Regions from separate parts of the Homo sapiens genome. Here region 2 is linked to region 1. Evidence: chromatin loops called from intact Hi-C (ENCODE). Cell type or tissue: Caco-2. All regions are shown on one strand. Each heading gives the region's core, and the rest is flanking DNA. Links, peaks and the distances in the headings are about the cores only. Region 1 overlaps ADIPOR2 (adiponectin receptor 2). Region 2 overlaps ADIPOR2 (adiponectin receptor 2).

The links. A loop is a pair of places that touch in the nucleus more often than their neighbours do. Peaks named below come from ENCODE experiments on the same cell type or tissue, not always from the same donor. Only the 100,000 strongest peaks of a DNase experiment are listed, where the experiment ranks them.
Region 2: it touches region 1 in a loop (4-fold over the local background); 33 of 110 quality-filtered maps call a loop at or near these places.

What each region holds. Positions count from the first base shown.
Region 1 is chr12:1,697,649-1,700,564 of GRCh38, forward strand. The region is part of intron 1 of ADIPOR2 (adiponectin receptor 2); the gene reads left to right. It also overlaps the pseudogene LOC100533654. Among named protein-coding and RNA genes, the nearest start is that of ADIPOR2, 8.0 kb to the left of the region's middle. In Caco-2, for the core only: no CTCF peak of the experiment used is centred there; a DNase peak (open chromatin) is centred at 1,373.
Region 2 is chr12:1,781,723-1,784,638 of GRCh38, forward strand. It overlaps ADIPOR2 (adiponectin receptor 2), which reads left to right. Exons shown (of 8, transcript NM_024551.3): 7 at 2,158-2,351. Among named protein-coding and RNA genes, the nearest start is that of LRTM2, 37 kb to the right of the region's middle. In Caco-2, for the core only: no CTCF peak of the experiment used is centred there; no DNase peak of the experiment used is centred there.

The DNA.
Region 1 (2,916 bases), core at 302-2,801:
TCAAAAGCTTATTATGGCAACTTGGAAGTTCAAAAAAGAGCTCTAGCAAACTTGATGGATGGATATGATACTTCTCAGCAAGATCAAAGCTTTGTAAAATGTTATTAGATGATTTTGATTCAAGACAGTACAGTATAATTGTAGGAAAGTAGATCTTTTAGCTCTTGAGGAAAGTTACTTAGATGTTCTGGGTAACAGTGACCAATCTGTGCCATAAATATCACCAGCTCTGTCAATTCTTTGCCAGGTTTATTGGTTTTAATTTGAGAATCTCCATATTGGATTTGTAGTGTATATAGTACTGCTGTAGTAACCCTTTAATGTCAGCCAGTGGCTCCACTTTATTAGATTCTATAACTGCTGCTTGTTACTGGGCAGCTAGTTTCTGCAGGACATGTTGGCTGTAGACTGGATCCACAGTGAGTAGTTCTCAGAGAACCCGTACTGCTGACATTTGCAAACCCATTTCAGCTGTGGTGTGGAGCTGTGGCGTTGTACTTCTGGATGTGACCAGAAACAGTGTTTGGGAGCTCAGCAGGTGGTGCTGTCTTGGCTGATTGTGTGTGTGTGTGTGTGTGTGTGTGTGTGTGTATTTTATTTAATTTCTGAGACAGGGTCTTGCTCTGTCACCCAGGCTGGAGTGCCATGGCACAATCACGGCTCACTGCCCTCTCGAACTCAAACAGTCCTCCCAACTGAGACTCCCACGTAGCTGGGACTATAGATGCACGCCAGGCTAATTTTTGCATTTTTAATGGAGACGAGGTTTTGCCATGTTGCCCAGGCCGGCCTTGAACTCCTGGACTCAAGTGATCCTCTTTGCCTTAGCTTCTCAAAGTGCTGGGATTATAGGCTTGAGCCACCATGACAGGCCCTGTGTGTGTGTTTTTAAAATTAATATTTGTGGCTTACTTTACATCTGCATCTACTCTCTTCTTTTTAGTAGTTCTCTAGTGTAGTATTATTAAATGGATATGCTATAACTTAATACTGCTCTTACTGATGGATATTTAGATTATATAAATGGATTGTAAATTGCCCATACATTTTATGTATATTTATTGCAAGCTAATTCCCCTTTAGTAATTTTGTAATAGTTGAAGAAAACACATTTTTCATTTTGATGTGTGTTATCACATTGCCACCCAGAAAGGTCACAGCAATGTAAACTCTCACCAGAAATGTGGGTGGAGTCTAGCTTCTCTGTGTCATTACAAATTAAAAAAAAAAATCTTTGTTTATCTGATAGGAGGTTAAGCATTTGCAGTATATTCTATCTAACTGGGAGATATGCTTTGTTTCAATAGCATTCTTTTAAAGTTGATTTACGATTACTTCAGGTGGAGCATGCATTCTGTTCCCGGGCCTCCCTTAGGTGGAGCTGCTTCACCTATTTACATTCTCTGCTTGGCTCTTGAAAGCATATGGTTTTGTTATCACTGATCAAAAAGAATCTGGGTGCCTGCCTAATAGACTATATATTTCTTGAGGGTAAGGAACGTGTAACTTTCTTGATAATCTACTGGCAGTTCCGGTATATAGCAGGTGGTAAGTAAATGGTCTTTTAAAAATCTAAATTGGTTCATGAACCAGTAACTGTTGGGGTTACTGCTGAGTGAAGTGCTTTAATTTTGTTAAAAATAATATTTTCAAATTGTGAAATACAAACTTGAAAAACTGCAGTGCATGCTGGGTGCGGTCGCTCAGGCCTGTAATCCCAGCACTTTGGGACGCCAAGGTGGGCGGATCACCTGAGGTTGGGAGTTTGAGACCAGCCTGGCCAACATGGCGAAACCCCCGTCTCTACTGAAAATACTAAAACAAAACAAAACAAAAAAAACCAAAAACAAAAATTAGCCAGGCATCATGGCCACTGCCTGTAATCCCTGCTACTTGGGAGACCGAGGCAGGATAATCACTTGAACCCGGGAGGCAGAGGTTGCGGTGAGCCGAGATAGCACCATTGCACTCCAGCCTGGGCAACAAGAGCGAAACTCCGTCTTAAAAAGAAAAGAAAAACTTCATTATAAAATTGTCACTTTGGCATATGTTGTCTCTCATCTTTCAACTCTAAGATAAGTTAAATAGGACGAACTGATATCTTAGGACCTGTTAGGAAATAATTAGCCTATTTTATAAGTACATTTGGTATTTAGAAATTGGAAGTTGAGGAATTTATTAAAAAGGGGATTTGTTTAACATTACTTATGGTTTTGAGTTTTCTGGATTGGAGTATACCATGTGTTAGAAGGGGATATATGTTGGCCAATGATATTATAGATTGGCTTAATTAGACAAGTGTCCAGACAGAAGGAAAAGGGAAGCTAAATTCTGAGAATTGCCAGATTATCTTCAGGCATGGGAAAAATAACTGGAAAAGGACACTTAAGTTTTTTAATGGAAGACTACAACAAAATGATATTTTCTTTATAACTGATCATATTACACATTCTTACTGGATTTATTGAATATAAGAATATTCTTATTTCCACAATGTCTGTGTACTAGAGAACAAAACACAAAGCATATGGTCTTAAAAGGGGCAAAATTAGTTAGCTTATTACACTTTGGCCATTTAGGCCTTTCTTTTGTATGTTTGTTGTTAGTATATCAGCTGATTATTTTTCATTGACAGCATATTCACTTTAATCTTGTATGTTTTGAAATTAAGTTTAGTGAACATGTATGCCTAGTTGTATCCATGTATCCATTCCTTTGGTTAAGGAGGATGTCTTTGTGGTAGGGGTTACATTATGAAAACTTCAGCAGAATGGCACAGAAGATTGACTTTATTTTCTTGAAATTTATTTTATCCTATTTCTTCCAGAAAGGATATCTGGTAACTTAAAATAAAAGATCTGGAAGTGTAATAAAATATGTGTAAAAAGAAGAAATCAGGGAAAGGACAAAGCATAT
Region 2 (2,916 bases), core at 266-2,765, 84 kb after region 1:
CCACTGAGAATGAACAAGGAGTGTTTTTCCTTTCGTCCTTAAACCCCCAAAACCATTTAGTATTAAAATCTAAACCCTGGATCATCCGGGGGTACCTGGAAGGTTAGACACAGAAGTAACCTCATGTCAGTGACCACTGTTAAAACACTCTGCCGTCCTCCTTTTTGTGTTCATATGAGCAAATGAGCATTGGTCAGGGTCAGCTTTCAACAGTACTTGAGTAGTACAGTGGTGTTAAGCCTGCTTGAGCACATGAGATAAGAATGTCTTTGCTGAGTACAGCTGAGCATTCTGTTATTTACATACATCAGAAGAACCAAATTCCTGAGCCTTTGACTTAGAGAATGATAGGCAGAAACCATTAGCAGCCTTTGCTTAGCATGTAGAGGAAAAGAAAAAGTGAATAGTGCAAAAGTCTAGCAAATCTTTCCTTAGAGGAGCAGAGGTAGGAAATAGTTTTTCTTTAGGTCTGCTTGGTTCTTACCTGTTGTGAGAGCAGCATTGCCATTTTCCTCTTCTCTTTTAGATGTCCATTTTATTTGTGAGTATGCATCCCATAGCTGTGCTTACATATATTGCTGTATACCAGCAGTTTATTTGGTAATGTCCAAAGCAAGTAATAGGTTCTTTATCTGTTGAGAAAGCTTACCAAATGACAGCTTGTTTTGCAAGGGTCATTGTTAACTCTGTGTCAAAATGTAGGAGCAGTTACTGGCAGAGGCAGGGAGCTCCTGTGTTGCTTTGGCTGATACACGGGTTTCAAAGTGGATTTAGATCAGTGGACTTCACATTTTTTTTTCCATCATGACATTTTCTATTACAGTCCTGAACACGTGTATCTATACATAAGTTCATGTATATATAAATTACAAAACTTTAACAAAATAGTATTTAATCCTCCACGTATGTTACAGTCTGATATTTTAAATTTTATTCTAGTTCATTTAAAAAAATGCTGGTTGAGACTCATTTAATTGATCTTAGAACTTAGGTCATATCCAGAAGTTTAAAAAAACATTAGATGCTTCTGGAGGCAGTAAGGCAGTAGGGCTGTGGCTGAGTGATTTGCTAGACTTTTGTACTTGATTGCTATTTAGGGGTCTGGGAGCTTATAGTATTCTCTCCCATCCCCCACCCCCATTAGGTCATTTGTTAAAGGCATTTAACAATTTTTAAGTGCCCAGTTATAGGTTATAGATTTAGATTAAATTTTTTCTTCTTTTTTCTTTTCTTTTCTTTTTCTTTCTTTCTTTCTTTTTTTTTTTTTTTTTTTTTTTTTTGAGATGGAGTCTTGCTTTGTAGCCCAGGCTGGAGTGCAGTGGTGCCATCTTGGCTCCTGACCTCAAGTGATCTGCCTGCCTCGGCCTCCCAAAGTGCTGGGATTACAGGTGTGAGCTGAGCCACTGCGCCCAGCCTTAGATTCCTATTAAAAATAGGTGATGCCAGGTGATGTGATCATTCATCGCCTCTCCACCCCAACAACGCCTGCTGCTTCAAAGAGAAGATGGGATACGTAAAATTGCTTGTATTGTAACCTGTGTCTGTAGAAGGACAGGCTAGGACAGTTTAAATAAACTCCTGGAGCTGTCCTTTCCGAAAACATTTAGCAACATTAATTCAAAACCCTTGAAGACTGCTGACTTACTAAGCTAAGCCTCTCTTAGTGAGGCTCATTGCTTTTTTTTTTTTTTTTTGAGACGGAGTTTCACTCCTGTTGCCCAAGCTGGGGTGCAATGGCGTGATCTCGGCTCACTGCAGCCTCTGCCCCCGGCTTCAGGTGATTCTCCTGCCTCAGCCTCCCGAGTAGCTGGGATTACAGGAGTGCGCTACCACGCCTGGCTACTTTTTGGATGTTTAGTAGAAATGGGGTTTCACCCTGTTAGCCAGGCTGGTCCCAAAGTGCTGGGATTACAGGTGTGAGCCACTGCACCCGGCTGGCTCCTTGCATTTGTAAATCTTTAGAACATAGCTGTGTTGTCTTGTGTGACAGTGTCCCAGAGTTTGAAGAACCTTCTTTTTCCTTTAAAACTGGAAGCTAATTTTATATGCTACTTTGAAATATTCAGTTTACAGAGTTAATGGTGCTGTGCTGTAATACTGACTTCTGGCTCTTTGTTTCTCTTCTGCATTACTTTACTCTCTTCTTGTGACTCCTAGGAGTGTTTTTGGGCCTAGGCCTGAGTGGAATCATTCCTACCTTGCACTATGTCATCTCGGAGGGGTTCCTTAAGGCCGCCACCATAGGGCAGATAGGCTGGTTGATGCTGATGGCCAGCCTCTACATCACAGGAGCTGCCCTGTATGCTGCCCGGATCCCCGAACGCTTTTTCCCTGGCAAATGTGACATCTGGGTAAGTATGTCGGGGTGACTGAGTGTGTAGGTATCTGCTCATGAGTTATTGGCATCCTGCAGAGTGATGCAATAGAAAAAGTTTTAGACACAAAGTCAGGAGAGTTGTATCCTGGTCCTAACTCCCTATTGAGCTTTCTCTGGACAATAAGTACAATAATAACTAACATTTAGTGAGCACTTCCTTGGTGCTCAGCATGGTACAGAGTGCTTTGCACGGATTACCTCATTACATACATTAGCCCTATGTGGTATGATAACTCTTGTTAATGTCTTCATTTTACAAAGCAGGAGACTAAGGCTTAGGGAGGTGAGGCCACTTGTCCAAGCCATGTGGCTATTTAAGTGGTAGAACAGGAATTTGAATTAGGCTAGTTTTAATATCAGAATCTGTGCTCTTTTTGACAATGGCAAGTCATTTTGCCATTCTTTGTCTCAGTTTCCTTATTTATGAAATGAGGATGATAGACCAGATTTTCACCAGAGCCCTTTTTAGGACCAGATTTCTATCAGGGTCTTTTTTTATACCGAAATTTAGTGATTTGTAATGGGAGACTGAGTGTATG